Regions from separate parts of the Homo sapiens genome. Here region 2 is linked to region 1. Evidence: read pairs that join two places in POLR2A ChIA-PET (ENCODE). Cell type or tissue: CD4-positive, alpha-beta T cell. All regions are shown on one strand. Each heading gives the region's core, and the rest is flanking DNA. Links, peaks and the distances in the headings are about the cores only. Region 1 holds the start of MIR4753 (microRNA 4753). Region 2 overlaps ARID4B (AT-rich interaction domain 4B).

The links. ChIA-PET counts read pairs that join two places held together with the same protein. Peaks named below come from ENCODE experiments on the same cell type or tissue, not always from the same donor. Only the 100,000 strongest peaks of a DNase experiment are listed, where the experiment ranks them.
Region 2: POLR2A ChIA-PET joins it to region 1 with 5 read pairs; 2 of 35 experiments call an interaction of 5 or more read pairs at or near these places.

Annotation. Positions count from the first base shown.
Region 1 is chr1:235,180,781-235,195,807 of GRCh38, reverse strand. ARID4B (AT-rich interaction domain 4B) reads left to right here. Exons shown (of 24, transcript NM_016374.6): 19 at 1,597-1,795; 20 at 13,015-14,223. It overlaps MIR4753 (microRNA 4753), which reads left to right and starts at 5,692; the gene lies at 5,692-5,774. In CD4-positive, alpha-beta T cell, for the core only: no CTCF peak of the experiment used is centred there; no DNase peak of the experiment used is centred there.
Region 2 is chr1:235,297,710-235,312,736 of GRCh38, reverse strand. The region is part of intron 2 of ARID4B (AT-rich interaction domain 4B); the gene reads left to right. Among named protein-coding and RNA genes, the nearest start is that of ARID4B, 23 kb to the left of the region's middle. In CD4-positive, alpha-beta T cell, for the core only: no CTCF peak of the experiment used is centred there; DNase peaks (open chromatin) are centred at 7,426 and 7,996; H3K4me3 peaks cover 511 bases; H3K27ac peaks cover 2,879 bases.

The DNA of each region.
Region 1 (15,027 bases), core at 3,520-11,519:
ACCAGATTTTATTTATCTATTTCTGCCATTTCCTTCCCCTCTAGTTCCCAACCAGGAGCCATAAGGCAGTGTGACTTGGAGAGACATAGGTTATTATTGTAGCTGTAAACCATTCCAAGGAAGAAAAGGCTATCTGGCAACTCCTTTTTCTCTTCTTCTTTATCTGATTATAGTCAGTGGCTTAGAATATATTCACAAGATTTTTTTTTTTTTTTGGAGACAGAGTCTCGCTCTGTTGCCCAGGCTGGAGTACAGTGGTGCAACCTCGGCTCACTGCAACCTCCACCTCCCAGTTCAAGCGATTCTCATGCCTCAGCCTCCCGAGTAGCTGGGATTACAGGCACACACCACCACACCTGGCTAATTTTTGTATTTTTAGTAGAGATGGGGTTTCACCATGTTGGCCAGGCTGGTCTCGAACTTCTGACCTCAGGTGATCCGCCCGCCTTGGCCTCCCAAAATGCCGGGATTATAGGTGTGAGCCACCACGCCCAGCCCCACAGGATCCTATTAACCACGAAAATGCCATGAGGATTTACTTAGGAGCTCATATGGAAAATTAATGTTACTTTTATGTATGATAGAATTATTCATTCTAAGACTAAATTTTCCTAAATGTTTGATTAGCATCTTCTATGCATCTGGAATGATACTAGATATGTACCATCCTTAGGAGAATTACTCTCACTCAAAATTTATAGTGCTTACTGCTAACTCATGCTTCAGAGAGCTTATTTTTCCTATAAATCAACAAAATTTTTAAGAGTAGTTTCCAGGAAATATATCGGCCTTTGCTTATCTATTTGTAAACAAATAATTTGAGAAAATTTCTCATCTTTTCTCAAAACATTAATATATCACTGAGGTAGGAAGGTTGCCCCTGACTTGACTTTACAAAAGTACCTGGAATTTTGTCATTCCCAACCCACATATAGTGAGATTTTAAAATGACCACGTTGCAATCGTTTCTTTTTTTTCTTGTTTTTTTGAGACGGAGTTTCACTCTTGTTGCCCAGGCTGGAGTGCAATGGCGCGATCTTGGCTCACCGCAACCTCCATCTCCCAGGTTCAAGCGATTCTCCTGCCTCAGCCTCCCGAGTAGCTGGGATTACAGGCATGCGCCACCACCCCGGCTACTTTTGTATTTTTAGTAGAGACGGGGTTTCTCCATGTTGGTCAGGCTGGTCTTGACCTCCTGACCTCAGGTGATCCACCTGCCGCGGCCTCCCAAAGTGCTGGGATTACAGGTGTGAGCCACCTCACCTGGCCTCTTTTTTTAGTTAGTATTTAATTTAAACGTATTGTGATTTTAATTCTGAAGAGCAAGTTGTAGGTTTGCTAGTCCTAATCACCTATCTGATTGCTAATTTGATTCCCGTTATTAAAGTATAAATACAAAACCTTTTGATCATCCTGTGTAGTATTTTGTTAAGTAGCTTTAAAAATCTGGCTGTTTTGAGGGGCTTCTTATGTTCTTTCTTTTTATGTTAAATATTTAACAACATATTCTGTAATAGTGAGTTAAAAGTGGACATTAACATTGTTTCTGATAAATGCCTTATGATAAATTACGACATACTTTTTTTCTTAACCTAGAATAAATTAGACAAAGAAAAAGACAAAGATGAAAAATACTCTCCAAAAAACTGTAAACTTCGGCGCTTGTCCAAACCACCATTTCAGACAAATCCATCTCCTGAAATGGTATCCAAACTGGATCTCACTGATGCCAAAAACTCTGATACTGCTCATATTAAGTCCATAGAAATTACTTCGATCCTTAATGGACTTCAAGGTAAACATAACAATCGTTCTGTTGTGCAAGTATTTGATTTTAATTTATGAGTCAAGTTCTATAAAGGTAATTCAGTGACATTACCAACTACTGTTTTTTCTACCAGAGTTTTGTTTGCTCTCTTATTACAGGTTGAATATCTCTTAACTGAAATTCTTGGAACCAGAAATGTTTTGGATTTCAGATTTTTTTTTGATTTTGGAATATTTGCATTCCACAAGCCAAATCCGAAAATTCTAAATCTGAAATGCTCCAGTGAGCGTTACCTTTCAGAATCACGTCAGCACTCAAAAAGTGTATGATTTTGGAGTCTTCAGATTTTGGATTTGGGATGTTCAACCTGTACTTGAAATAAAATCAGCCATTGATTGAGGCCTCAAATTTTTTATTACTAGTAGATCCAAGGGCACCATAAAATTTTGGTTAACATTTAATATTCAACTTTTAGCATTGTTACTTTAGTTTTTTAATCTTTTCTGTGCCATCCTTTCTGTTGCAATGTAATGCATAGTTTGTGTTATACAACATCAGACCATAAAAGTATACTGACAAGTTGTTGTAAAGAACACCAAACTTTGTTTGTCCTGATTATGACTATTATGATCTCTGTTTCTTTGAGACAGGGTCTCACTCTGTAGCCTAGGTTGGAGTACAGTGGTGCAATCTCAGCTCACTTCAGCCTCAACCTCCCAGACTCTAAAGATCCTCACACCTCAGCCTCCCAAGGAGCTGGAGCTGCAGGCGCATGCCACCATGCCCGGCTAATATTTATATTGTTTCTAGAGACGGGGTTTTGCCCTGTTGACCAGGCTCGTCTCGAGCTCCTAGGCTCAAGCAATTGGCCTGTCTTAGCCTCCCGAGTGCTAGGATTACAGGCAGGAGCCACTGCACCTGGACTGACTGCTTTTTTTTTTTTTTTGAGACGGAGTCTCGCTCTGTCACCCAGGCTGGAGTGCAGTGGCGCAATCTCAGCTCACTTGCAAGCTCCACCTCCCGGGTTCACACTGTTCTCCTGTCTCAGCTTCCTGAGTAGCTGGGACTACAGGCGCCCGCCACTGCGCCTGGCTAATTTTCTGTATTTTTAGTACAGATGGGGTTTCACCATGGTCTGGATCTCCTGACCTTATGATCCGCCCACCTTGGCCTCCCAAAGTGCTGGGATTACAGGCGTGAGCCACCGCGCCTGGCCTGACATGACCTCTTTTATGATGGGATTATTGCTTAGTATTTAAGGCAAAATGAAGTATAGGTAATAAAAGCAATGAGGATTGGAGCAGAGATTTATTAAATCTGACTGGCAGGGAAGGGGACATATCTATGAGATAAAAGAATGGATCTCCATAAAAATATCTTATCATTTCTCATAACTTAAAAGAGGTTTCATTTTTACTTATTTTGAATGTTAATAGAAGCTAGTTTTTGTTTCTTATTGTAGATGTGTGTTTATATTAACTCATTATTTTATAAACCAAATGCTGTACTATATTTTTATTTACTCACCACTGTACTAATTAGGGCAATATTTTTAAATTGATTTTTAAAAAATTTTCCCATGTATCCTACATGCAAATAGTGCATGGAAAATACATGTATAGTTTAAAGAACAGTAATAATATGGATACTAGTATGTCTCCACAGTAGCAATCAAATACTATTTACTTAAAACATGTAGTATGTCTCCTCCCAGAAGTAATTATAGTCTGGACTTTTGTGTAATCCTTGCTTTACTTTTCTTCAGAATTGAATTATCTATATTTATATTCCTAAGTAATTTTTATTTTACTTCGTAGTATGTCTCCTCCCAGAAGTAATTATAGTCTGGACTTTTGTGTAATCCTTGCTTTACTTTTCTTCAGAATTGAATTATCTATATTTATATTCCTAAGTAATTTTTATTTTACTTCATTTTTTTAGGGTGTTTTTTTGTTTTGTTTTTGTTTTTGAGGCAGAGTCTCGCTCTGTCACCCAGGCTGGAGTGCAGTGGTGCTATCACGACTCAAGTGACCTCCTGGGCTCAAGCGACCTTTCCATCTCAGCCTCCTAAGTAGCTGGAACTACAGGTGTGTGCCACCATGCCAGGCTATTTTTTGTAGTTTTTGTAGAGATGGGGTTTCACCCTGTTGCCCAGGCTTGTCTCAAACTCCTGGACTCAAGCAATCCAATCCATCTGCCTCAGCCTTCCAAAGTGTTAGGATTATAGGCATGAGCCACTGCACCCAGCCTGTTTTTTAGTTTTTTAAAAATTGAGTAACAAGCATAAGCCTAGTTTTATAAGAAGGCTCAGATGAAGGCTTTCTGAGAATGTTACCTGAATAGAGATTCTAAGTCATACTCTGATTTCAGATTTAGCTTCTCTGAGAGTTTACAAAAGCCCCTCTAGAGAATTCAGTTGGACAGGTCATAAGCCAGTTCTGATAAACCTAGGGGTCCACTACAGTTAGAATATCTGACACATTTGGCTGGGCATAGTAGCTCACTCCTGTAATCCCAGCACTTTTGGAGGCCAAGGCGGGCAGATTACCTGAGGTCAGGAGTTTGAGACCAGCCTGGCCAACATGGTGAAACCCTGTCTCTACTAAAAAAAAAAATACAAAAACTTTGCCGGGTGTGGTGGTGGGTGCCTGTAATCCCAGCTACTTGGGAGGCTGAGGCAGGAGAATCGCTTGAACCCAGGAGGCAGAGGTTGCAGTGAGTCAAGATCACACCATTGCACTCTAGCCTGGGTAGCAACAGCGAAACTCCATCTTAAAAAAAATAAAATAAAAAGAATATGTGACACATTCGCAGTGGATGTTATGTGGGAGTGTGCTCAGTCGTAGTAGCAGACTACTCTATATATATTCTCATTCTAGGCTTATGGTGATTTACCCCTATTTTTCACAAGTAGGTCAGAATGTTTCTGCTGGATAAAATGATGTCATTAGCTGATCTAGGTAGTGGCACATAAGACATGGAAGGGAGAGCTGGAATTTCATTGACACATAGTTGAAACAAGATAAATACAGATTTTAAAATCCAGTCTGGGTCACTCAGGCATTCAAAGACTACAGAGAGGCGGTAGCAGGTAGCTTAATGATAATAGCCTGCAGTATGACTTTCTTTGGAAATAACACTGCTGTAGTCTGGACTGGTTTCCCTCTATATCTGTTGCACAGCTATTTTCCTAGGGAGATCCCATTCTAGGGATCTCCTTTAATGTAGTTCTTGGATTTCTTTGTTTTTGGCATCTCAGGTTCCTCCCCACCCCCATACTTTCATTTTGGTGGAGCACATTCTCTAGTAGCTTCTAAAGAACAAGTGCATGAGATGGAATTTTTAGAGATTGGCTGCATTTAAATATCTGTATTTATTTTTGCAAATATCTTTATTCTATTCATAGTTTGGCTGGATTGGAAGTTTTTCCTTCAGTATTTTATTGGCAGTGTTGAATTGTTTTTTTGCTTCCAGTATTGCTTTTGTGAAGTCCAGAGCTCTTCCAATTCCTGATTCTTTGTATGTGACTTGTTTTATTCTTTATTTTTTGCTTTTCTGTCTCTGGAATCTTTTTTTTTTCTTTTCTTTTTTTGAGATGGAATCTCACTCTGTTGGCCAAGCTGGAGTGCAGTGGCACAATTTTGGCTTACTGCAGCCTCTGCCTCCTGGGTTCAAGTGTTTCTCCTGCCTCAGCCTCCCGAGTAGGTGGGATTGCAGGGGCCTGCCACCACGCCTGGCTAGTTTTTCTATTTTTAGTAGAGATGGGGTTTTGCCATTTTGGCCAGGCTGGTCTCGAACTGCTGACCTCAAGTGATCCACTCACCTCAGCCTCCCAAAGTGCTGGGATTACTGGCATGAGCCACCATGCCCTGCTAGGAATCTTGAATCTTTGTTTTTCGTATCCAGAAATTTAACTCTGAAATATATCTACACAAGGCCAAAGGAAGAGAACAGATATATCCACAGTACACTTGGCTGTTCTCTTTCTTTAGCCTTGTGTAGATATATTTTCATCCCCTGTGATGCCTACTTGCTAGACTCTTTCATTCTAGCAACTTCTGTCTTTCTGTTCTAGGCAGTTTTTTTGAATGATTTTCTTGATGATTTCCTCTCCTGCATTTTACTGTTCTCTCCTTTTTAATTTTTGTTCATTGTTACTATTTTTGAGATGAGGTGTTACTATATTGCCCAGGCTGGTCTCAAACTTCTGAGCTCAAGCGATTTTCCTGTCTCAGCCTCCCAAAGTGCTAGGATTACAGGCATGAGCTACTGTCCCAGCCCTGCCAAATTTTTTTTTTTCTTTAATTGAGACTGTGTTTCACTATGTTCAGCCCAGGCTGTTCTCACACTTCTGGGCTCAAGCAGTCCTCCTGCCTCAGCCTCCCAAGTAGTTGGGTAGCTGGGGTATAGGTGCATGACACTGCACTTGGCTGTTATCTTTCTTTGGCCAGCCATTATTTGATATTATACCTTCTGTAATATACTCTAATATGCTCACCTTTTAATTTCTTGCTTTTTATTAATTTTTTTGTCTTTTTATTTCTTTGAAATTTTATCTGCTTTGTCTTTTAATCCTTTTGTTGACTTTTTGCTGTAATGTTTAAGTTTTCAATGATTTTTTTTTTTTTTTTTTTTTTTTTGAGACTGAGTCTCACTCTGTTGCCTAGGCTGGAGTGCAGTGGCATGATCTCGGCTCACTGCAATCTCTGCCCTCCAAGTTCAAGCGATTCTCCTGCCTCAGCCTCCCGAGTAGCTGGTATTACAGGCGCCTGCCACCGCACCCAGCTAATTTTTTGTATTTTTAGTAGAGATGGGGTTTCACCATCTTGGCCAGGCTGGTCTTGAACTCCTGACCTTGTGATCCACCTGCCTCAGCCTCCCACAGTGCTGGGATTATAGGCGTGAGCCACTGCGCCCAGCCTTTCAATGAATATTTTTAAATTAAACTAGTTTAATTTTTCAAGAGCTCTGTTTTCTGTGTGTTTTGTACCACTCTGTTCTTATAGATGGATGCAATACCTTACCTTTCGGATTTTGATCTTTCAAAGGATTTTATAATTTTTGGTTTTTTCAGTTACCTCTAATTTGCTTTTTTCTGTGTTGTTGTTTTGAGCTCTTCCCTATTAAGAATTTTTTTTCCTGGCTGTCTTATGATTATGAAGGAAAGACTAAACTGATTTGGAAATTGCAAGCATATGGTTGGCACTTGTTGACCTTGAGTTTCACTATCGGGTGATCTGGTTGGCCATGTCCTAGGGAATTCATAATATGAAGTCTTTAGGTCTTTTTCTCTTAGACTAGTTGGCTTCCAGAGAAAAGAGTTCCAATCTCTTGACTGGAGGGTGGTAAGAGAATGGTTTCCAGTGTTCTAGGATCTAGTTGAAGAACAGAGAGTGGGGTGGAGGATTCTTAGTGGTTAGATATGTTCATGAATCCCCCTAATTTCAGCATCGCATCTGTACCTGTGCCTTCAACAGTTGTTAGCATCTCCCAGGCTAGGAGCCCTCTCCTACTGTCTTCAGAGAATAAAGCTCTAGAAGGGCAGTCACCTTCCAACCTGAAGTGAGGTGGGGATCTAGGCATCTAAGTAATTTTTAGTCTTCACCCAGTGCTCCTTGTATGAGGCTCCCCACTGCCCTTTTTAATTTTCATAGGCACTAGGGCAGTCAGTAATTATTGAGGTTTCTATGGTAAACTGGGTTGGTTTTTGGCTTTCCTCACTGCTGGTATGAGGTTTAGCCTTCTTTGGTGCCCGTCATTCATTTATCTGCTTTCTGACTTGCAAATTGTGTTGCTTTTCTTTCGTATTTTCCCCCATTTTTATAGGTTTATATTATTTCAGAAATTGCATTTATATACCATATATATGACATATGAGTATATATACACACACACATACATATAACACATATACAATGACCCCAAACCCCCCCACACACATATTTATCCTATATGTGTAATAGACACTCACATGTGTGCAGTCTTTTTACAGATGGGATCATTAACATATTACAAACTCTTTTTTTCCCCTACTTAGTGGTATAACTTATAAATCTTTCCAAATCGGCACATCCACATCTACTGAATAGATATATCATAATTTATTTAATTAGTTGCTAAAAAAAGACATTTTGATCCTTTCCCATATTTTTCCTGTTAGTTCAACAATGAGTATCATATTTGCATACTTTTAACATTTTAAGTATTCTCTTCATATTTTCTTTTTTCAGTGAATTTTATTTTTTATCTTTGGCCACAGATCAAATTGAAGACATTTCAAATATTTCCAGTTAATTAATGATCATCATATGAATGCATATGTGTATGTATATGTATACATAAAAATTTGATGCCCCTTGTGAGTAGAGAACACAGACAGCTAAGATTCTATCCTCTTGTCCTGAGATGGGTTGGGAATAAAACTAGAGGTACAGTGGTAGTTGGAGTTCTGTGGAGAAATTGAATGTCTCTGGAGAATAATCTTCTACATTCTGGCAGTGGAAATCCCCTAGAGTAAACTAGATCCGGGATGAATCACGTAAAGCCTATCAGTTAATAAATCCTACTAACAGTAGTGTCAATCAAGTTTTAATAGGGCATTCTTAATCATCTCTTGTTAATCTCAGAGAACCTACAGTATCTATAAAACAAGAATAAGCTGGGCACGGTGGCTCACACCTGTAATTCCAGCATTTTGGGAGGCCAAGGTAGGCGGATCACCTGAGGTCGGGAGTTCAAGACCAGCCTGACCAACAGGGAGAAACCTCGTCTCTACTGAAAATAGAAAACAGTTAGCCGGGTGTGGTGGCACATGCCTGTAGTTCCAGCTGCTTGGGAGGCTGAGGCAGGAGAATCACTTGAACCCACGAGGCGGAGGTTGCGGTGAGCTGAGATCACGCCATTGCGCTCCAGCCTGGGTAACAGGAGTGAAACTCCGTCTACAAAAAAAAAAAAAAAAAAAAGAATAAGATGCAGTGAAAAAGAAAAGAATAAGATGCAGTGAAAAAGAAAAGAACAAGAAAGACTTGGAGATAAAAATCTAAAGGCCAGGCACAGTGGCTCATGCCTGTAATCCCAGCACTTTGGGAGGCCAAGGTGGGCAGATCACTTGAGGTCAGGAGTTCGAGACCAGCCTAACCAACATGGTAAAACCGTGTCTCTAATAAAAATATTAAAATTAGCCGAATGTGGTGGTTGGTGCCTATAATCCCAGCTGCTCAGGAGGCAGAAGCATGAGAATTGCTTGAACCTGCACCACTGCACTCCAGTCTGGGCAACAGAGAGAGACCCTGTCTCAAAAAAAACAAAAACAAAAAATCTAAATTAAAATTCAGTAGAGCTGGGCACAGTGGCTCACACCTGTAATCCCAGCACTTTGGGAGGCCGAGGCAGGTGGATCATCTGAGGTCAGGAGTTTGAGACCAGCCTGACCAATAGGGTGAAACCCCATCTCTGCTAAAAATACAAAAATTAGCTTGGCGTGTGCCTGTAGTCCCAGCTATTGGGGAGGCCGAGACAGGAGAATTGCCTGAACCCGGGAGGTGGAGGTTGTAGTGAACTGAGATCTTGCCAGCGCACTCCAGCCTGGGCAACAGAGCGAGACTCTGTCTCTTAAAAAAAAAAAAAAATAAGCAAATTCAGTAGAGCATTAAGAATTTTAAATGGAGGAAATCTTCAGAAAGTTTAAAAGAGCAGTGATGGAAATTTTAGAGAAAAGATAGGTTACATAATGTATTAATCTAGGAAGGGGGAACTATGAAAACAGAGGAGAGAGGCCAGGCGCGGTGGCTCACGCCTATAATCCCTGCACTTTGGGAGGCTGAGGTGGGCGGATCACGAGGTCAGGAAATCAAGACCATCCTGGCTAACACGGTGAAACCCTGTCTCTACTAAAGTACAAAAATTAGCTGGGTGTGGTGGCATGCACCTGTAGTCCCAGCTACTCAGGAGGCTGAGGCAGGGGAATCACTTGAACCTGGGAGGTGGAGGTTGCAGTGAACTGAGATTGCACCACTGCACTCCAACCTGATGACAGAGCAAGACTCAGTCTCAAAAAAAAAAAAAGCAAATAACTAAAGAAAAATTCCAGAACTGACAGACACAAATCTTTACATTGAAATTGCTCACTAGGTACCGAATAAATTAATAGAGTCATACCGTAGTACATCATTATGAAATTATAAAATATCAAGAATGAAAAAATCACCACAAAGGAATGAGAAACCAAAGGAAGGTTATGGCTTATAACCCCTTAAGCAAAGAAGCAATACATTCGGAAGGATTCAGAACTCTGAAGGAAACAATTTTTAACCTAGAATTCTGTACCTCGTGAAACTCTCAATCAATGAAGTTTGAGGGTAAGGATGTATTCAGATAAGTAAGGACGATGAATATTTATATCCCATGTACCTTTTTAAGGAAACTACTCGATGAGCTCTAGTACAGATGAGATAACCAAGGAAGAAGAAGATGTGAGATTCAGTTAACAGTGGACCTAGCTCAAAAGAAAGCAGTGAGGAGGATTCCCCGGATGACAGCTGTTAGAGCAGACCCAGAGAGATACCACCCAGATGCTACTGCAGAAAATAGCTCTCTAGGGTGCAGAGATAGGATGAATAAGGGGAAATTGGATACAACGCTTAATTTAATGAAATAAAATAATGTAAAAGAGATACAAAGGAAGATGTAACATGCAGAAAAGTAGTTGGAAACTCTTGGAAAAATAAAATGCTGTATAAGAAAGGAAGTTTATCAAATGTACTACTTATTTCTGCAGGGAACCACATTTACATATGTTATAAATACTATATTGTAAAAATGAAAGATAACTATATATAGAAAGGATGGTAGAGGGGAGATATGGGTGTTGATAAGTAAGAATCCCCATTGCTCATAGAGGATAAACTTTATAAATAAGTCAGCAGGCCAGGGACGTTGGCTCATGCCTATAATCCCAGTGCTTTGGGAGGCTGAGATGAGCAGATCACTTGGGGTCAAGAGTTCGAGATCAGCCTGTCTAAAATGATGAAACTTCATCTCTACTAAAAATACAAAAATTAGCTGGGCATGGTGGCATGTGCCTGTAGTCCCAGCTGCTTGGGAGGCCGAGGCAGGAGAATTGCTTGAATCCAGGAAGAGGAGGTTGCAGTGAACTGAGATCACACCACTGTACTCCAGCCTGGGTGACAGAGTGAGATTCCGTCACACACACAAAAAAATAAATAAAACAAATAGTATATTATGAATAGTAAGAGATGACTATAACTATCAGATGTTAACACTTTGGAGGTGGAAAAACAGATTTTTATCCTCTTTTTGGTTTTTCATTATGAGTCTAGATTTGTTTTTAATGATGTATATGTATTGTTTTGATAATTTAAAAAATGTGGCCATGCAGACACACATTGTAAAGGTGAAATGGTTTCACAATCTTAGTTATGTCAGTTATGTTTTACATTTAATGAATTTAGCTAAAGAACATGCATGGATTTCTCAGTAGAGAGCTATAGTTAAGGTTGTAAGTTCTGGAGTTAAATGACTTAGATTTAACTACCTTGGGGGGTAGATTAACCTCTAAACCCCAGTCCCTTTTTTTTTGCTTTGTTTTGTTGTGTTGCTTTTTGTTTGTTTGTTTTTCTTATTTATTTAAGACCCTAGTCTCTTGAACTATAAAGTGGGGCTGATAACATGTATCTCGTAGCATTGTTCTGAGGATTGAATGAGATGGTCTGTTCAAAGTGTATCAAAAGTAACCAGCATGTAGTAAGTTCTCAGGAAATGTTATCTTAAAATAACAATAAAATGATTTACCAGAATGAACACACTGAAGCAGTAAGTTCCATAATTAATTTTACATAAGTTATCAGTAACTAAAATTAATTATATCTATTCTTTAAAACATCATGGAAATCATTGATTACAAAATTATTGGATATTCATTATTACATTGAAAAATGAAGCTGGCCAGGTGTGGTGGCTCATGCCTTTAATCTCAGCACTTTGGAAGGCTGAGGTAGGCAGGTTGCTAGAGCTCAGGAGTTCAAGACCAGCCTTGGCAACATGACGAGACCCTGTCTCTACAAAAAATACAAAAATTCACTGGATGTGGCACACCTGTAGTCCCAGCTACTTGGGTGGCTGAGGTGGGAGGATCATTTGAGCCCAGGAGGTTGAGGCTGCAGTGAGCCATGATAGTGCCTGGGGAACAGAGTAAGACCCTGTCTCAGAAAAAAATAGAGAGAGAGAGAGAAATAAAGAAAGAGAAAGGAAAGAGAAAGGAAGGGAGGCAGGGAGGGAAAGAAAATAAAACAAAACAAAACAAAGGAAAGAAAAATGAGAGGCCAGGTGCAGTAGCTTGCTCCTGTGATCCCAGCTACTCAGGAATCTGAGGTGGGAGGATCTCTTGAGCCTAGGAGTTTGAGGCTGAAGTGCACTGTGATTGTGCCACTGCACTCCAGCTTGGATGAGAGAGTGAGACCGTCTCTGATGAAAAGAAAAATGAAGGCTATAGTTTCATAAGAGTATAAACTTGGGGCCAGGCGTGGTGGCTCACGCCTGTAATCCCAGCACTTTGGGAGGCCGAGGAGGGCGGGTCACGAGGTCAGGAGATCAAGACCATCCTGGCTAACACAGTGAAACCCCGTGTCTACTAAAAATACAAAAAATTAGCCGGGCGTGGTGGTGGGCGCCTGTAGTCCCAGCTGCTCAGGAGGCTGAGGCAGGAGAATGGCGTGAACCCAGGAGGCAGAGCTTGCTGTGAGCCGACATCACGCCACTTACACTTTTAGCTTGGATGACAAAGTGAGACTCAAAAAAAAAAAAAGAAGAATATTAACTTGGAGGTAGCACAATCTGGGATTATATCCTGACTCCACTATTTTCTCAGATATATTATGATAAAAATATTATACTTATATAAACTTGGAGAAGCTTTTTTCTTTTTTATTTCAGCTTTATTAAGGTACAGTTTACATAAAAGTGATGACTTTTATGTTTAAAATGTGATGGGTTTTGACAAAAGTATACAGTGTTACAACCATCACCGTGATCGTAATAGAACATTTCCATCATTGGAAGAGCCTCTTAGCCTCTTTGAAACCCAGTTTCTTTGCATGTTACATAGAGATAAAAGCCAGCAACCTCGGGTGGCTGTATACACAGGACCTAATATATACAGTCCCTGGCACATAGAAGACATTGCTAGTGTTCTTATCATACTCATCATTTTTTTTTCTGTTATTTTCTAGCTTCTGAAAGTTCTGCTGAAGACAGTGAGCAGGAAGATGAGAGAGGTGCTCAAGACATGGATAATAATGGCAAAGAGGAATCTAAGATTGATCATTTGACCAACAACAGAAATGATCTTATTTCAAAGGAGGAACAGAACAGTTCATCTTTGCTAGAAGAAAACAAAGTTCATGCAGATTTGGTAATATCCAAACCAGTGTCAAAATCTCCAGAAAGATTAAGGAAAGATATAGAAGTATTATCCGAAGATACTGATTATGAAGAAGATGAAGTCACAAAAAAGAGAAAGGATGTCAAGAAGGACACAACAGATAAATCTTCAAAACCACAAATAAAACGTGGTAAAAGAAGGTATTGCAATACAGAAGAGTGTCTAAAAACTGGATCACCTGGCAAAAAGGAAGAGAAGGCCAAGAACAAAGAATCACTTTGCATGGAAAACAGTAGCAACAGCTCTTCAGATGAAGATGAAGAAGAAACAAAAGCAAAGATGACACCAACTAAGAAATACAATGGTTTGGAGGAAAAAAGAAAATCTCTACGGACAACTGGTTTCTATTCAGGATTTTCAGAAGTGGCAGAAAAAAGGATTAAACTTTTAAATAACTCTGATGAAAGACTTCAAAACAGCAGGGCCAAAGATCGAAAAGATGTCTGGTCAAGTATTCAGGGACAGTGGCCTAAAAAAACGCTGAAAGAGCTTTTTTCAGACTCTGATACTGAGGCTGCAGCTTCCCCACCGCATCCTGCCCCAGAGGAGGGGGTGGCAGAGGAGTCACTGCAGACTGTGGCTGAAGAGGAGAGTTGTTCACCCAGTGTAGAACTAGAAAAACCACCTCCAGTCAATGTCGATAGTAAACCCATTGAAGAAAAAACAGTAGAGGTCAATGACAGAAAAGCAGAATTTCCAAGTAGTGGCAGTAATTCAGTGCTAAATACCCCTCCTACTACACCTGAATCGCCTTCATCAGTCACTGTAACAGAAGGCAGCCGGCAGCAGTCTTCTGTAACAGTATCAGAACCACTGGCTCCAAACCAAGAAGAGGTTCGAAGTATCAAGAGTGAAACTGATAGCACAATTGAGGTGGATAGTGTTGCTGGGGAGCTCCAAGACCTCCAGTCTGAAGGGAATAGCTCGCCAGCAGGTTTTGATGCCAGTGTGAGCTCAAGCAGTAGTAATCAGCCAGAACCAGAACATCCTGAAAAAGGTGAGAAGGAAAATGTGTATGTTGACTTATTTTAGGGTTTCCCCTCTTAAAGTTTCAATGATTTCACAGTATCTCTTGTTATAACCTGAGGCGATTAAGTGTCATATTTGTGTGAACATGGTAAAAATGGAAATTTTAAAGGTAATTTGAAAATGAATAGTGGAATGCATTTAAAAGCTTGAGAAGGCTTTAATGTGCTTTGCTTGAGCCATCCATGGCATTTTATTGTGGACCAGAACACATGCTAGAAATTGCACCCAGGCCCAAATCCAAACCTGTTTGAGAATTCATTATATGCAGTGGTTGACTATATGGCATGAGCAGCTTAAATCTATTTCTGTAACATTGTTTTTGCAATTGTAATGTGCAGTTTCTCACGAACATTTTGATTTATTGACAGACCCCTCCACCCTTAACCAAATACTGTATGTAGGGGTTTGGAGCAACCAACTGTCCAGGCACTGCTTTCCTCAGACAACCGTGTCAAACTGATTTTCAAGCCTGACTAACTTGTGTGAGTTTGTAAAGGAATTTGATGCTTTCTTAGATGCATAGCTTCCAAATTGAAGGACCAATGTGTACGTTAATAACCTACAGTAATACTTTTTTGATTTTCCGTGAAATTGTTAAAAGTGGAAATTCAAATCGGTACCTTCCCAAAGTATTAGTGCCTTTCGATGGTGCCATAGCCATACTTCTGTCATCATTTTTCTTATAAACCACTTCATTCAGGTATCTTTAAATCAGTATACTCTAGGCTGACACCTGGCTTTGGAACACACTTTTCCATCGTAAAGACAGAGC
Region 2 (15,027 bases), core at 4,452-12,451, 120 kb before region 1:
TTCTCAAAGTGCTAGGATTACAGGTGGGAGCCACCACGCCCAGCCCCATTTCTGTTTTTTTTAATCTGAATATTCTTTGCTAAAGTGTTGTTGTTTTTTTTAAAGGCAAGCCAGAGAGCTTTTGGCATTTAGTAAGTCACCTATTCGTGCTTTGCTCTAACTTGGAGAAATATTTTTCTAAACTAGTTCTTCTAGCAAAATTAAAGAAATTTTTATTATGAAAGCAATAAAGATTTTCTGTAAACATTAAAAATTACATAGTAGTATTCAGTGGACAGTAGAAGTCTTACTTCCTGGTAACTTGATTCAACAGTTTTTGGGTGTATTCTTCCACACCTTTTTCTTTGCACATATGAATCAAACATGAGTATTTATTTTGTTATGTTTGACTGTATTGAAATGGGCTTATGCTATGCATATTGTTCGTAATTTTCTTTTCTTTTCTTTTCTTTGAGACGGACTGTCGCTCTGTCACCAGACTAGAGTGTGGTGGCACGATCTTGGCTAACTGCAACCTCTGCCTCCCGGGTTCAAGCAGTTCTCCTGCCTCAGCCTCCTGAGTAGCTGGAACTACAGGTGCGCGCCACCACGCCCAGCTAATTTTTGTATTTTTAGTAGACAGGGTTTCACCATGTTGGCCAGGCTGGTCTTGATCTCTTGAGCTCGTGATTTGCCTGCCTCGGCCTCCCAAAGTGCTGGGATTACAGACGTGAGCCACCATGCCTGGCCCATAATTTTCTTTTACATTCTTCTATATCAGTACATATTACACAAGTCTGTGTCATTCTTCTTGATGGCTTTAGTAAGATTTTATTTGCATTCAACATGTTATTTTTTCTACAACCAAATAATTTATATAGGGCACCGGTATGTTTCTTTAAGTTTTGCAGGTATGTAGCAGTGCTTAGTATTCAGTAGGTACTGTTTTTGTTTGTTTGTTTGTTTGTTTTGTTTTTTGTTTTTGAGACAGGGTCTTGCTCTGTTGCCCAGGCTGGAGTGCAGTGGCACAGTCTTGGCTCACTGCAACCTCTGCCTCCCGGGTTCAAGAGATTCTCATGTTTCTGCCTCCCAAGTAGCTGGGACTACAGTCCCGTGCCATCACACCCAGCTAATTTTTGTATTTTTATTAGAGACAGGGTTTTGCCACGTTGGCCAGGCTGGTCTCAAACTCCTGACCTCAAGTGATCTGCCTGCCTCGACCTCCCAAAGTACAGGTGTGAGCCACTGTGCCTGGCCTTCAGTAAGTATTGTTAACTTATTTGGATGCCTAGTACTAGTAGGTGGCAAATAGTCCCAGTACCTATTATATATACAAAGCTTCTTATAGTCCTATGAATTATTATTATTATTATTATTATTATTATTATTATTATTATTATTGTTTTGAGACAGGGTCTTGCTCTGTCACCCAGGCTGGAGTGCACAGTACAATCACGGCTCACTGTAGCCTTGACCTTCTGGGCTCAAGCGATCCTCCCACCTCAGCCTCTCGAGTAGTTGGGACTACAGGTGTGGGTCACCATAGGTTGATTTTTTATATTTTCTAGAGATGGGGTCTCACTATGTTGCCTAGGCTGGTCTTGAACTCTTGCCCTGTGAATTATTGCAGCCACCAACTGTTAAATATCATTGCATGACATTGTTACTAAAAGGTAATCTATGAGGATTAGTGAGGGAGCATCCCTGTGCTATATGGCTGGTTCTAAAAAAGCTTATGCTGTTCTTTGGGATCCCTGTTAGCATTGATTAGACAGGTTAATTTTGGGGGCCGGGTGCGGTGGCTTATACCTGTAATCCCAGCAGTTTGGTAGGCTGATATGGGTGGATTACTTGAACCCAGGAGTTTGAGACCAGCATGGACAATGTGGCAAAACCCTGCTTCTACAAAAAAGTTTTAAAATAGCCAGGAGTGGTGGCCTGTGACTGTATTTCCAGCTACTCAGGAAGTTGAGGCTGGGAGGATTGCTTGAACCCAGGATGTCAAGTCTGCAGTGGAGCTGTGATTGCAGCCACTGTACTCCAGCCTAGGTGACAGAGCAAGACCCCGTTTTAAAAACAAAATCAAAAACACGTTAATTTTGGAATGGATCTCTATAGGAAGTGTCCCCAGCATATGCTCAAAGTCAGAATATATAGTTTATAAGGAATTCTTTAACCGTACAGTTATATGGCACATTACGTTTTTAAAGTTCCATAATCATTAGTTATATCTAATAACATCCCTTTGAGGCAGGTCAGCAACATTTTTCCCTTTTTATGGTCGAAGAAGCAGGTGTAAAGATGTTGAGTGATTTGCCCACAGGCACACATTAAACTGATCACAGAGCCTGTTCTTTTGTTAGTAAACTGAACCATGCTGCCTCTCTACTAGTTATTATAAATAAATAATAAAGTTGTTGCCATTTAGTGACTTTTTGATGGCTTTATTGAATAGTAAGTGTAGTTTACAAACCTTTTGCCTACTTACTTTGTTGAAAAAGTTTTAAATTTAGAATTTACTTGTATCATGGTATGAAACATTTTTATGTAAATTTCCCTGTTTCTTTTTTTTTATTTTTTTTTATTGATCATTCTTGGGTGTTTCTCACAGAGGGGGATTTGGCAGGGTCATAGGACAATAGTGGAGGGAAGGTCAGCAGATAAACAAGTGAACAAAGGTCTCTGGTTTTCCTAGGCAGAGGACCCTGTGGCCTTCCGCAGTGTTTGTGTCCCTGGGTACTTGAGATTAGGGAGTGGTGATGACTCTTAAGGAGCATGCTGCCTTCAAGCATCTGTTTAACAAAGCACATCTTGCACCTCCCTTAATCCATTTAACCCTGAGTGGACACAGCACATGTTTCAGAGAGCACAGGGTTGGGGGTAAGTAAGGTCACAGATCAACAGGATCCCAAGGCCGAAGAATTTTTCTTAGTACAGAACAAAAGGAAAAGTCTCCCATGTCTACTTCTTTCTACACAGACACGGCAACCATCTGATTTCTCAATCTTTTCCCCACCTTTCCCCCCTTTCTATTCCACAAAACCGCCATTGTCATCATGGCCCGTTCTCAATGAGCTGTTGGGTACACCTCCCAGACGGGGTGGCGGCCGGGCAGAGGGGCTCCTCACTTCCCAGTAGGGGTGGCCGGGCAGAGGCGCCCCTCACCTCCCGGACGGGGCGGCTGACCGGGCGGGGGGCTGACCCCCCCACCTCCCTCCCGGACGGGGCGGCTGGCCGGGCAGAGGGGCTCCTCACTTTCCAGTAGGGGCGGCCGGGCAGAGGCGCCCCTTACCTCCCGGATGGGGCGGCTGGCCGGGCGGGGGGCTGACCCCCCCACCTCCCTCCCGGACGGGTGGCTGCCGGGCAGAGACGCTCCTCACTTCCCAGACGGGGTGGTTGCCGGGCGGAGGGGCTCCTCACTTCTCAGATGGGGCGGCTGCCGGGCGGAGGGGCTCCTCACTTCTCAGATGGGGCGGCTGCCGGGCGGAGGGGCTCCTCACTTCTCAGATGGGGCGGTTGCCAGGTGGAGGGTCTCCCCACTTCTCAGACGGGGCGGCCGGGCAGAGACGCTCCTCACCTCCCAGACGGGGTCACGGCCGGGCAGAGGCGCTCCTCACATCCCAGACGGGGCGGCGGGGCAGAGGTGCTCCCCACATCTCAGACAATGGGCGGCCGGGCAGAGACGCTCCTCACTTCCTAGATGGGATGGCGGCCGGGAAGAGGCGCTCCTCACTTCCTAGATGGGATGGCGGCCGGGCAGAGACGCTCGTCACTTTCCAGACTGGGCAGCCAGGCAGAGGGGCTCCTCACGTCCCAGACGATGGGCGGCCAGGCAGAGACGCTCCTCACTTCCCAGATGGGGTGGCAGCCGGGCAGAGGCTGCACTCTCGGCACTTTGGGAGGCCAAGGCAGGTGGCTGGGAGGTGGAGGTTGTAGCGAGCCGAGATCACGCCACTGCACTCCAGCCTGGGCACCATTGAGCACTGAGTGAACCAGACTCCGTCTGCAATCCCGGCACCTCGGGAGGCTGAGGCTGGCGGATCACTCGCGGTTAGGAGCTGGAGACCAGCCCGGCCAACACAGCGAAGCCCCGTCTCCACCAAAAAAATACAAAAACCAGTCAGGCGTGGCAGCGCGCACCTGCAATCGCGGGCACTCGGCAGGCTGAGGCAGGAGAATCAGGCAGGGAGGTTGCAGTGAGCTGAGATGGCAGCAGTACAGTCCAGCTTCGGCTCGGCATCAGAGGGAGACCGTGGAAAGAGAGGGAGAGGGAGACCGTGGGGAGAGGGATAGGGAGAGGGAGGGGGAGGGGGAGGGGGAGCCCCTGTTTCTTAAAAATTAGAAAAAATCAGGCTGGGAGCGGTGGCTCATGCCTGTAATCCCAGCACTTTGGGAGGCCAAGGTGGGCGAATCACTTGAAGTCAGGAGGAGTTCATGACCAGCCTGGCCAACACAGCGAAACCCTGTCTCTACTAAAAATACAATACAAAAATTAGCTGTGCATGGTAGCATGTGCTTCTGGTCCCAGCTACTCAGGCGCTGAGACAGGAGAAGTGCCTGAACCTGGGAGGCGGAGGTTGCAGTGAGCTGAGATCAGGTCACTGCACTCTAGCCTGGGCGACAGAGCAAGATGCAAGACTCTGTCCCCCTCCAAAAAAAAAAAAAAAAAAAAAATTAGAAGAAATCATATGAAAAAACATAAAAATGAACGACAGTGGACTTAGTTCTTCTGGGAGAACTTTGCTAGCTTGAAAATTAGTGTCAAGCTGGACAGGTGGCTTGTGCCTGTAATTCCAGCTACTTGGGAGGCTGAGACAGGAGGAGCTTGAGCCCAGGAGCTCAAGGCTGCAGTGAGCCTTGATTGCACCACTAGATTCCAGCCTGGGCGACAGAGCGAGACTCTATCTCTAAAAGAAAGGAAAATTAGTATTATAAATTAGAAAATTAGAGGCTTTGTACAAAGCTTTGAAGAGTTAATATTTTAAAGTAGGAGAAAAATGAATCCTCTGGTTATATTGCCACAAGTAATTTTGCGTTGAAACACTGTGGCCCATATAGCCTGAAGAGACTTTGAAAGGTCATTTGAGCCCTTGAGTTCAGAACCTATCTCTTCTGCCAAGTGATGACACAGAATATGATCTAGCTCAGAAAAGTTTTACAATCTGGGTGGTTTGTCTCTCTTTTTCTCTCTCTCTTTTTCTTTGGCTGAAGAATCTTTAGAACAGTCAACCTTCTCTTAAATTGCAAGTTTCCTTTGGCCATTTGAAACATTTTCTTTTTTTCTTTTCTTTTTCCTTTTTCTTTTTTTGTAAAGAGACAGGGCCTAGCTCTGTCACTTAGACTGGAATTTAGCGGTGTGATCATAATTCACTGTAGCCGTGAACTCCTGGATTCAAGGGATCTTCCCATCTCAGTCTCTTGAGTAGCTGGGAATACAGGCTTGCGCCACCACATTCAGCTAAGTTTTTTATTTTTTTGTAGTGCTGTGGCCTCACTGTGTTTCCCAGGTTGGTCTTGAACTCCTGGCCTCAAGTGACCTTCCCTTGTTGGCCTCCCAAAGCACTGGGATTACAGACATCAGCCACTGCACCCAGCCAGACATTTTCTATTTACTTGTATGGACTTAATTCTGTCTATCCCATTCCCCCTTCCCCCATTATAATTTTTTTTCTCTGTAATTTGTAGGTACAAGTTCTTTCTCTCACTGAAAAGCTTTCCAATTGTAGTTTTTCTGCATTGATGGAGGTAGTGAAGGGGAGGTTCAGGTAATTTACAACTATTGTAAACAGTTTTTATTTGGCATGGTACAGTGTCTAATGCCTGTAATCCCAGCACTTTGGGAGGCTGAGGCGGGGAAAATTGCAAGTTTACTTTGAGTTTGAGACTAGCCCGGCCAACATCGCGAAACCCTGTCTCTACCAAAAATACAAAAAAATTAGCCGGGTGTGGTGGTGCACACCTGAAATCCCAGCTGTTCTGGAAGCTGAGGCGTGAGAATCGCTTGAATCCGGGAGGTGAAAGTTGTAGTGAGCTGAGGTCACACCACTGCACTCCAGCCTGGGCGACAGAGGGAGAGACTCTGTCTTAAAAAAAGAGATTTTATTTAAGGGATCATACAGAGCCCTAAAATTATATATTCACATTTGGAATGTTAAGCAGATGCTTTGACATGATATATTATAAATCTGTAATAATAAATAGTAGTTAATCCTCATATACTTTAGTAATTAGCACAGTCCAATTTTTTTTTTTTTTGAGATGGAGTCTCACTCTGTTGCCCAGGCTGGAGTGCAGTGGTATGATCTCGGCTCACTGCAGCCTCTGCCTTCCATGTTCAAGTGATTCTCCTGGCTCAGCCTCCCGAGTAACTGGGACTACAGGTGTGTGCCACCACGCCTGGCTAATTTTTTGTATTTTTAGTAGAGACGGGGTTTCACTGTCTTAGCCAGGATGGTCTCGATCTTCTGACCTTGTGATCTGCCTGTCTCAGCCTCCCAAAGTGAGCCACCGTGCCCAGCCAGCACAATCTTATTTTTTAGTAGGCATGTAATTTCTAAATTTGTCTTTATTGCTAAAGTAACATCCCATTTATCTCAAACTAACTGTCATCAGTCTTGTCTTGTTCTGAAATAGCATTAAAATATTTATCACACCAGCCTCTTTCCTGGTCATCATGTTCTTTATGCTGTAATTATTATTGTTTTTGTTATTATCATATGATAATTTTGCCACTGCTTATTCAGTGCTTAATATATGTCAGTCTTTTCTTACATTATATGTAGTTTTTTCTTATTTGAAGACAGAGTTTCTTGCTCTGTTGCCTGGGCAGGAATATAGTAGCGTGATCATGGCTGACTGTAACCTTGACCTCTTGGGCCCAGGTGATCCTCCCACCTTAGCCTCCTGAGTAGCTGGGAGTACAGGTGTCCACCACCATGCCTGGCGAATTTTTAACTTTTTTCATAGAGACAGGGTCTCACTATGTTGCCTAGGCTGATCTTGAACTCCCCGGTTCAAGTGATCCCCCTGCCTCTGCCTCCTAAAGTGCTGGGATTATAGGCGTGAGTCCCCGTGCCTGGCCCATTTAAAATTTTAATTCTCAAAATACCCTGAGAGGTACATAGATATATTCTTATTTTACAGATGAAAAACTCAAGGCCGAGAGAGATTATATAATTTACCTAACTAAGGTCATGCCACTAGTAAGTGGCATAGTGAGGATTTAAACCTAAACTACTTCAAACCAGAGCTCCTACTAATATTAATGCTGTTTCTGCCTCTTTAATATATATCTTTACTTGGATATCTAGTTTTCTTAGTACACAGAACATTTAGAAGTGCCAAATACTGTGTGAGTTGTTAGTTGTAAGTGTATGTGTGTTTTTATGTGTGTATCGAGAGGGAGGAGTTTTGAACAAATCCGGAAGTCAGAGGTCTGACGTGGGTCTCACTGGGCATTTCTTCTTCAGGCTCTAGGGGAGAATTGGTTTCCTTGCCTCTTTTCCAGCTTCTAGAGGCTGTATTTCCTCCTTTGCCTCTGGTCTCTCCTATTTTCAAAGCCAGCAGCCTGGTGTCTTCAAATCTGTCTCTGACACTATCTCTCCTGCCTCCCTCTTTCACTTATAAGTATCCTTGTGTTTATATTAAATAGGGCTCACCCAGATAATACAAGCTAATCTCCCCCTTTCAAGGTCAACTAATTAGCAACTCTGATTCCATGTCAGCTTTAAATTTCCCCTTGATAGATAACATTTTCACATGTTTTGGAGATTCGGATGTGGTCATTTTGTGGGGAGGGGGAGTGCATTCTGCCTACCAGAGTTTCCTTAGTGTGGCAAAATGATTTAGCTTCTTAGGCCTCGCTATAAAATGAGATTAGTATTTACTATTTACCACAAAGGAATTTTATGAAGATGGAAATTACGTACTAATACAGACAGGCCATGCATAGAATACACTTAATTAGCAGATGCTTTCTGCTTGATCTTATCTGCTAGGTATATGCTTGTGGTGATGGGTAGTCTCCAAGGTAACCACTGGGTTTGATAAACTCCAATTTGAGTGCCTGACTCTTCTAAAGGCAGATGTTTGTTTTAGAATTCAGCCTTTCCAGACCTTTGCATGATGAGGATGGTGATGATTTATAGCACAATGGTGGAAAAACAGATGAGTGCCCCTTAACTCTTAATTTGTTTTATGATTTGAATCTGTCTTAATCTCTAAGATACAGTTCACTTTTTAAGTAGGCAGCTTTTCTGTTTAACATGATTTTCTAAAGGATTGCTATAGAAGATAATGAAAAGGGACCTTGAGTAATTGCACTTTTAAATCACACAAGATTGTTTTGTATGTGCTCAGATGGTATTTTTTGAAGTTAATGTTGTCATTTCTTTTCTTTTTTTTTATTTTCGGGACAGGGTCTTCCTCTGTTGCCCAGGCTGGAGTGCTGTGGTGTGATCTTGGCTCACTGCAGCCTCCACCTCCTGGGCTCAAGTGATCCACCCACCTCAGCCTCCCAAGTAGCTGAGACTACAGGTGTATGCCACCACGCCTGGCAAGTTTTTTGTAGAGGCAGGGTTTCACCATGTTGCCACGCTGGTCTCAAACTCCTGGACTCAAGATATCTGTCCACCGCAGCCTTCCAAAGTGCTGTGATAATAGGCGTGAGCCACCGTGCCTGGCCTAGGCAATTTACTTCTTTGAGTTTTATTTTCAGTATATGAGAAATGTGGCTAATAACATTTACTTCATTGCTTGCTTTGTTATTAAATATGATGATGCATGTAAAATACTCATGTTTGGTTTATATGTGCCAAAAAAAAATACCTGTAATATATTGTAGAGTTAGGGATGAACCACTTTACTAAATGTCTCCAAATAACCAATTTCTAATAATTTAGAATATGTAGTATAGCTAGTGTGCATTGCATTATGATAAAAGAGTGCTTATTACCTGTGCACCTAATTTTTGGAAGTCAGATTCATATAGCTTTGGTTAATCTTTGTTCTTTTTACATTTTATTGTATTTTAGACAGGGTCTCGCTGTGTTCTGCAGGCTGCAGTGCAATGGCATGATCATAGCTCACTGCAGCCTTGAACCCCTGGGCTCAAGTGATCCTCCCACTTTAGTGTCCCAAGTATTAAATAGCTGGCATTACAGACATGTGCCACCATGCCTGGCTGTTTCTCGTTTTTTTTAGAGATGGGATCTCACTATGTTGCCAAGGCTGGTCTCGAACTTCTGGCCTCAAATGATCTTCTTGCCTTGGCCCCTCAAAGTGCTGGATTACAGGAGTGAGCTACTGTGTCCAGCCTAATCTTCGTTCTTGGAGTCAAGTTGTGTAGGCTTTGTTTTTTGCTTTGCTTTTTTTTTTTTCCCCCACCTCTAGTTTTTAATTTAAAAAAGGACTGGCTTTTAGAACCACTGGAAAATATTTGTTTTGGGGGCAGTGTCTTTAGATAACATAAAATTCAGGAATACAAATTTTGGGTGGAAGATAGTACAGCGTCATTGGTTAAGAATATAAACTCTCTGGCCGGGTGTGGTGGCTCAGGCCTGTAATCCTAGCACTCTGGGAGGCCGAGGCAGGCGGATCACAAGGTCAGGAGATTGAGACCATCGTGGCTAACACGGTGAAACCCTGTCTCTACTAAAAATACAAAAAATTAGCCGGGTGTGGTGGCGGGCGCCTGTAGTCCCAGCTAGTCGAGAGGCTGAGGCAGGAGAATGGCGTGAACCCGGGAGGCGGAGCTTGCATTGAGCCGATCGCGCCACTGCACTCCAGCCTAGGCGACAGAGCGAGACTCCGTCTCAAAAAAAAGAAAAAAAGAAGAATATAAACTCTCAAACTGAATTCTAATCCTGGCACTATTACTTACTGCCTTGTGATGTTAGGCAAGTAATGTAACCTTCTGTGATGCTTAAATTTTAATCTTGTCTGAAATGAGGACAATGATAAAATGTACCTCCTACTTTGGAAGGATTGAATGAGGTAATCCATGTAAAGCATTTAGCATGGCCTCTACTAAGTGACCCACAGCAGTTATTAGTAATGACAAATAAGAGAAAGGAGAAGCAGTGGGCAGGTGTTCAAGTGCTAACGTGTATTGTTTAGAGCAGTGTTATCAATAGGAGTATAATGCAAGCCATGTGTAATTTTAACTTTTATAATAGCTGTATTAAGTAAATAAAAAGAAACAGGTGTTGAAATTCATTATGATAATGTTTAATTTAACCCAGCATATCCAAAACATTGTTATTTCAACATGTAATGATATCAAAATTATTGAGATATTTTACATTTTTTAATACTATATCTTTGAAATCTGGTGTATATTTATACCTATGGCATGTCTCAATTTGGATACTAAATTCTTTCTGTCTTTCTGTCCCCACTCCTTTCCCTCCCCTCCCCTCCCCTCCTTTCCCCTCCTTCTCTTCCACTTCCCTTTCCCTTTTTCCTTCCTTCCTTCCTTCCTCCCCTCCCTCCCTTTACACTTCCCCCTCCCCATCTCTTTCCCCTTCCCCTTTCCCTTCCCCTTCCCTTCCTTTTCCTTGTTTCTTTGTTTTTTTTTGCTGTTTTTTTTTTTTTTTTTTTTTTTTCCGTTTTTTGAGACAGAGTCAGCCAGGCACAGTGGCTTATGCTTGTAATACCAGCACTTTGGGAAGCCGAGGTGGGTGGATCACTTGAGCCTAGGAGTTTGAGACCAGGTTGGGCAACATGGCGAAACCCCGTTTCCACTAAAAATATAAAAGAGTTAGTTGGCTGGGCGCGGTGGCCCATGCCTGTAATCCTAGCACTTTGGGAGGCCGAGGTGGGCGGATCACCTGAGGTCAGGAGTTTTGAAACCCCCTCTCTACTAAAAACACAAAAATTAGCTGGGTGTGGTAGCAGGCACCTGTAATCCCAGTTACTTGGGAGGCTGAGGCAGGAGAATCACTTGAACTTGGGAGGCAGAGGTTGCAGTGAGCTGAGATCAGGCCACTGCACTCCAGCCTGGGTGATAAGAGCGAGACTGCATCTCACAAAAAAAAAAGAATTAGTTAGGCAAGGTGGTGGGCACCTGTGGTCCCAGCTACTCCGGTAGCTGAGGTGGGAGGATTGCTTGAGCCTGGGAGGTGGAGGGAGGTTGCAGTGAGCTGAGATTGCACCACTGCACCCTAGCCTGGGCCAGGGCAAGGCCACCCTGTCTCAAAAGGAGAAAAAAAAAAAAAAAAAAAAGAAATAGGGTCTCACTCTCACCGGCTGGAGTACAGTGGTGTGATCACAGCTCACTGCAACCTTGACTTTCTAGGCTCTAGCGATCCTCCCACCTCAGTCTCCCAAGTAATTAGGACTACAAGTGTGTGCCAGCACGCTTGGCTAATTTTTTGTATTTTTTGTAAAGACAAGGTTTCACCATGTTGCCCAGGCTGGTCTCAAACTCCTGGGCTCAAGCGATTCTCCCGCCTTGGCCTCCCAAAGTGTTCAGATAACAGGCGTGAGCCACCACACTGGGCACTAAATTTTCAGCAGAGATGCTTGTTCTGTATTTAGATTTAATAAAATTTACAGTAGAAAAAGTAGATTCGCCTGGGTGTGGTGGCTCACGCCTATAATCCCAACACTTTGGGAGGCTGAGGCAGGAAGATTGTTTGAGCCCAGGAATTCAAAACCAGCCTGGGAAACATAGTGAGACCCTGTCTGTATACTAAAAAAAAAAAAAAAAAAAAAAAAAGAATACTTAAAAAAATGTATTGTTGGCTGGGCGTAGTGGCTCACGCCTATAATCCCAGCACTCTGGGAGGCCGAGGCAGGCAGATCATGAGGTCAAGAGATTGAGACCATCCTGGCCAATATAGTGAAACCCCGCCTCTACTAAAAATATACACACACAAAATTAGCTGGACGTGGTGGCATGCACCTGTAGTCCCAGCTACTCGGGAGGCTGAGGCAGGAGAATCGCTTGAACCTGGGAGGTGGAGGTTGCAGTGAGCTGAGATCGTGCCACTGCACTTCAGCCTGGCTACAGAGCGAGACTCTGTCTCACAAAAAATAAAAAAAAAAGTATTCTTGTAGTTCCTTTTTTCTCCTTGCAAGGCATCTTTAATGTAGAATAAGCTAAATATAGTAATAATAATAATAATTAAAAATGATGAAGTTTATTGAGTACTGCTTTGTATGTGTTATGTTGTCTTCTAAGCACAGATATCTCATTTAATCTTCATGATAGCACTATGAGAATACTTTAATTTTCCCTGTTTACAGATAGGGAAAATGGGGACCAGAGAAAGTTATAGAGCATAGAGTTGAACTCAATTTTGACCTCCAGAGTCTGTTTTTCTTTTTTTTTTTTTTATGAGACGGAGTCTCATTCTGTCGCCCAGGCTGGAGTGCAGTGGCATGATCTCGGCTCACTACAACCTCCACCTCCTGGGTTCAAGTGATTCTTGTGCCTCAGCCTCCCAAGTAGCTGGGATTGCAGGCACCCGCCACCCCACCTGGCTAAATTTTGTATTTTTTGGTAGAGATGGGGTTTTGCCATGTTGGCCAGGGTGTTCTCGGACTCCTGACCTCAAGCGGTTTGCCCGCCTCAGCCTCCCAAAGTGCTGGGATTACAGGTATGAGCCACTGTGCCTGGCCCAGAGCCTGTTTTTCTGACAGTCACACCGCTTATTGGTTGCTGGATAGAATGAAAAAGCAAATGGAAGTACCTCTCCCCACCAGTAGTTTTTCTGGGTTTCTTTTATGGGGGAGCGAGGGTAGAGTAACATGTGGGTAGAGGGACAGTGTTTCAGGAACCCATTTGGATATTTAAGAACAGGACTAAATACTTAAATTACTTCTGTGACAATAAAAAGATACCCAGGAAGCTACACTCTTTTTTAGTTCTATATTTTTTGCATCATACGTTTAAAAATTGGTTGCTCCTAAATGAAGCTTTAGAATCCTTTGCAAGATAGTACTACTGCTTCAAGCAGCTAACCACCAATGAACAAGAATTATGAGTTCAAACTCTGGCATAGACCAACCCCCTAACTTGGATCTCCTAACTCATAATCCAGAGTTCTTTTCCAGAGAACTGCTCCGCTTTTAAAAACCAGTGCCAGGATTCAGATCTCAAATGATACCATTAAACACTGATAGGCAAGAAGCATTTGTTTCTATGAGTAAATAACTCTCTGATGTATTAGAGGCTGGTGTTAATTTTTGACTAGGCTGAACTCTGAGCGTTTATTATTTCTTCAGGTATTAAACCTTCAGATAATTTCAAAAACACAGTTTAGGCCAGGCACAGTGGCTCACGCCTTTAATCTGAGTACTATGGGAGGCAGAGGTGGGTGGATAACAAGGTCAGGAGTTCAAGAAACCCCGTCTCTACTAAAAATACAAAAAATAGCTGGGCGTGGTGGTGGGCTCCTGTAATCCCAGCTACTCGGGCGGCTGAGGCAGGAGAATCGTTTGAACCCTGGAGGCGGAGGTTGCAGTGAGCCAAGATCACGCCATTGCACTCCAGCCTGGGTGACAGGGCAAGACTCTGTCTCAATAAAAAACAAAACCAAACCACAGTTTATCCCTTAGGAAAACACCAAAAAGCTTCTTATGTACATGAACTTGTATTAGGGTCACACTTTAAGGTGGCTCTAGAAAGTATAATGAGAGACTTACAGTAAGACTGCTTTTTTTTTGACGTGGCATCTCACTTTGTTGTCTAGGCTGGCTTGGAACTCCTGGGTTCAAGCCATCCTCTTGCCTCTGCCTCCCGAGTAGCTTTACAGGAGGATTACAGGTGTATGCCACTGTGCTGGGCTGAGACTGCAGTTTTTAATGAATGAAATGCCACTGTGCTGGGCTGAGACTGCAGTTTTTAATGAATGAAATGCCTCTGTGCATGGATTGAAGCCAGCTTTTATGGCAAACATTAACAGTATGGTTTGGTTCCCCATCTCTGTGCCCCTTGAGTTATAACTTAAATTGTTCTGATTGTAGTATTAACTGTGATTAGGTGTTGATGAAAGAGATATGGAGTTCTAATTAAGTAAAATGAAGATCTCAAATAAAATTGAAGTAGAATGAAACGCTATATGTAAATACAATTCTGCTAAACAAATATTTAACTGTGGATAGGCACAGTGACTTTATAATGCAGATAGTCATTTTCATATATATGGATATATATAAATATACATTATATTCATATATATGGATATATATAAATATACATTGTATTCATATATATGGATATATATAAATATACGTTATATTCATATATATGGATATATATAAATATACGTTATATTCATATATATGGATATATATAATGTAATACGGTAATTGATTTTTAGACTAAATATATAAGTTGAAACATAACATTTTCTAATTTTTGGAAAATTAGTGGTGTTAATTCTGGAGACTAGTAAAAATAAATGATTAGAGACGAATACACTTCATGGTAACAAACATGCTGGTGATACAGCTTTAAAACTTTATGGAAATTTACAACATACAAAAATAAAGTTCACTGATGTTTTACATATTCATGGCCTAGCATCACCAGTTGCCAATATTTTGCCATCTTGGTATTATCTGTTTCACTCTGCTGCCCCTCTTCTCTCCTTTCTCCCTCACCATGTAGCATTTTAAAGCAAATTCCAGATATCATTTCACCCATATGTATTTCGGTATGTATCTCTGACACACTTGAACTTTCCTTTCATAGTACAACTGTCATACCATTGTCACAATGAATAACATTAACATTAATTCCTTAATGGCATCTGGTAGCAAGAACATGTTCAGATTAGCCTGTCTCTAAAATGTCTTTGCAATTTGTTCGTTTACATTAGGACCCAAATAAAGTCTTCATATTGCAGTTGGAAGATACGGTTCTAAATGGTCTCTTAAATCTCCACCCTTTTCATGCCCTTTATTTGATGAAGAAACTGTTATTTAACCTGTAGAATTTCCCACATTCTGTTTGGCTGATTACATCTTTGTGGTTTGGTTTAACCCCTGTAATTTCCTGTAAACTGAACATTCGTTCTAGAGGGTATTTTTTTTTGGTGA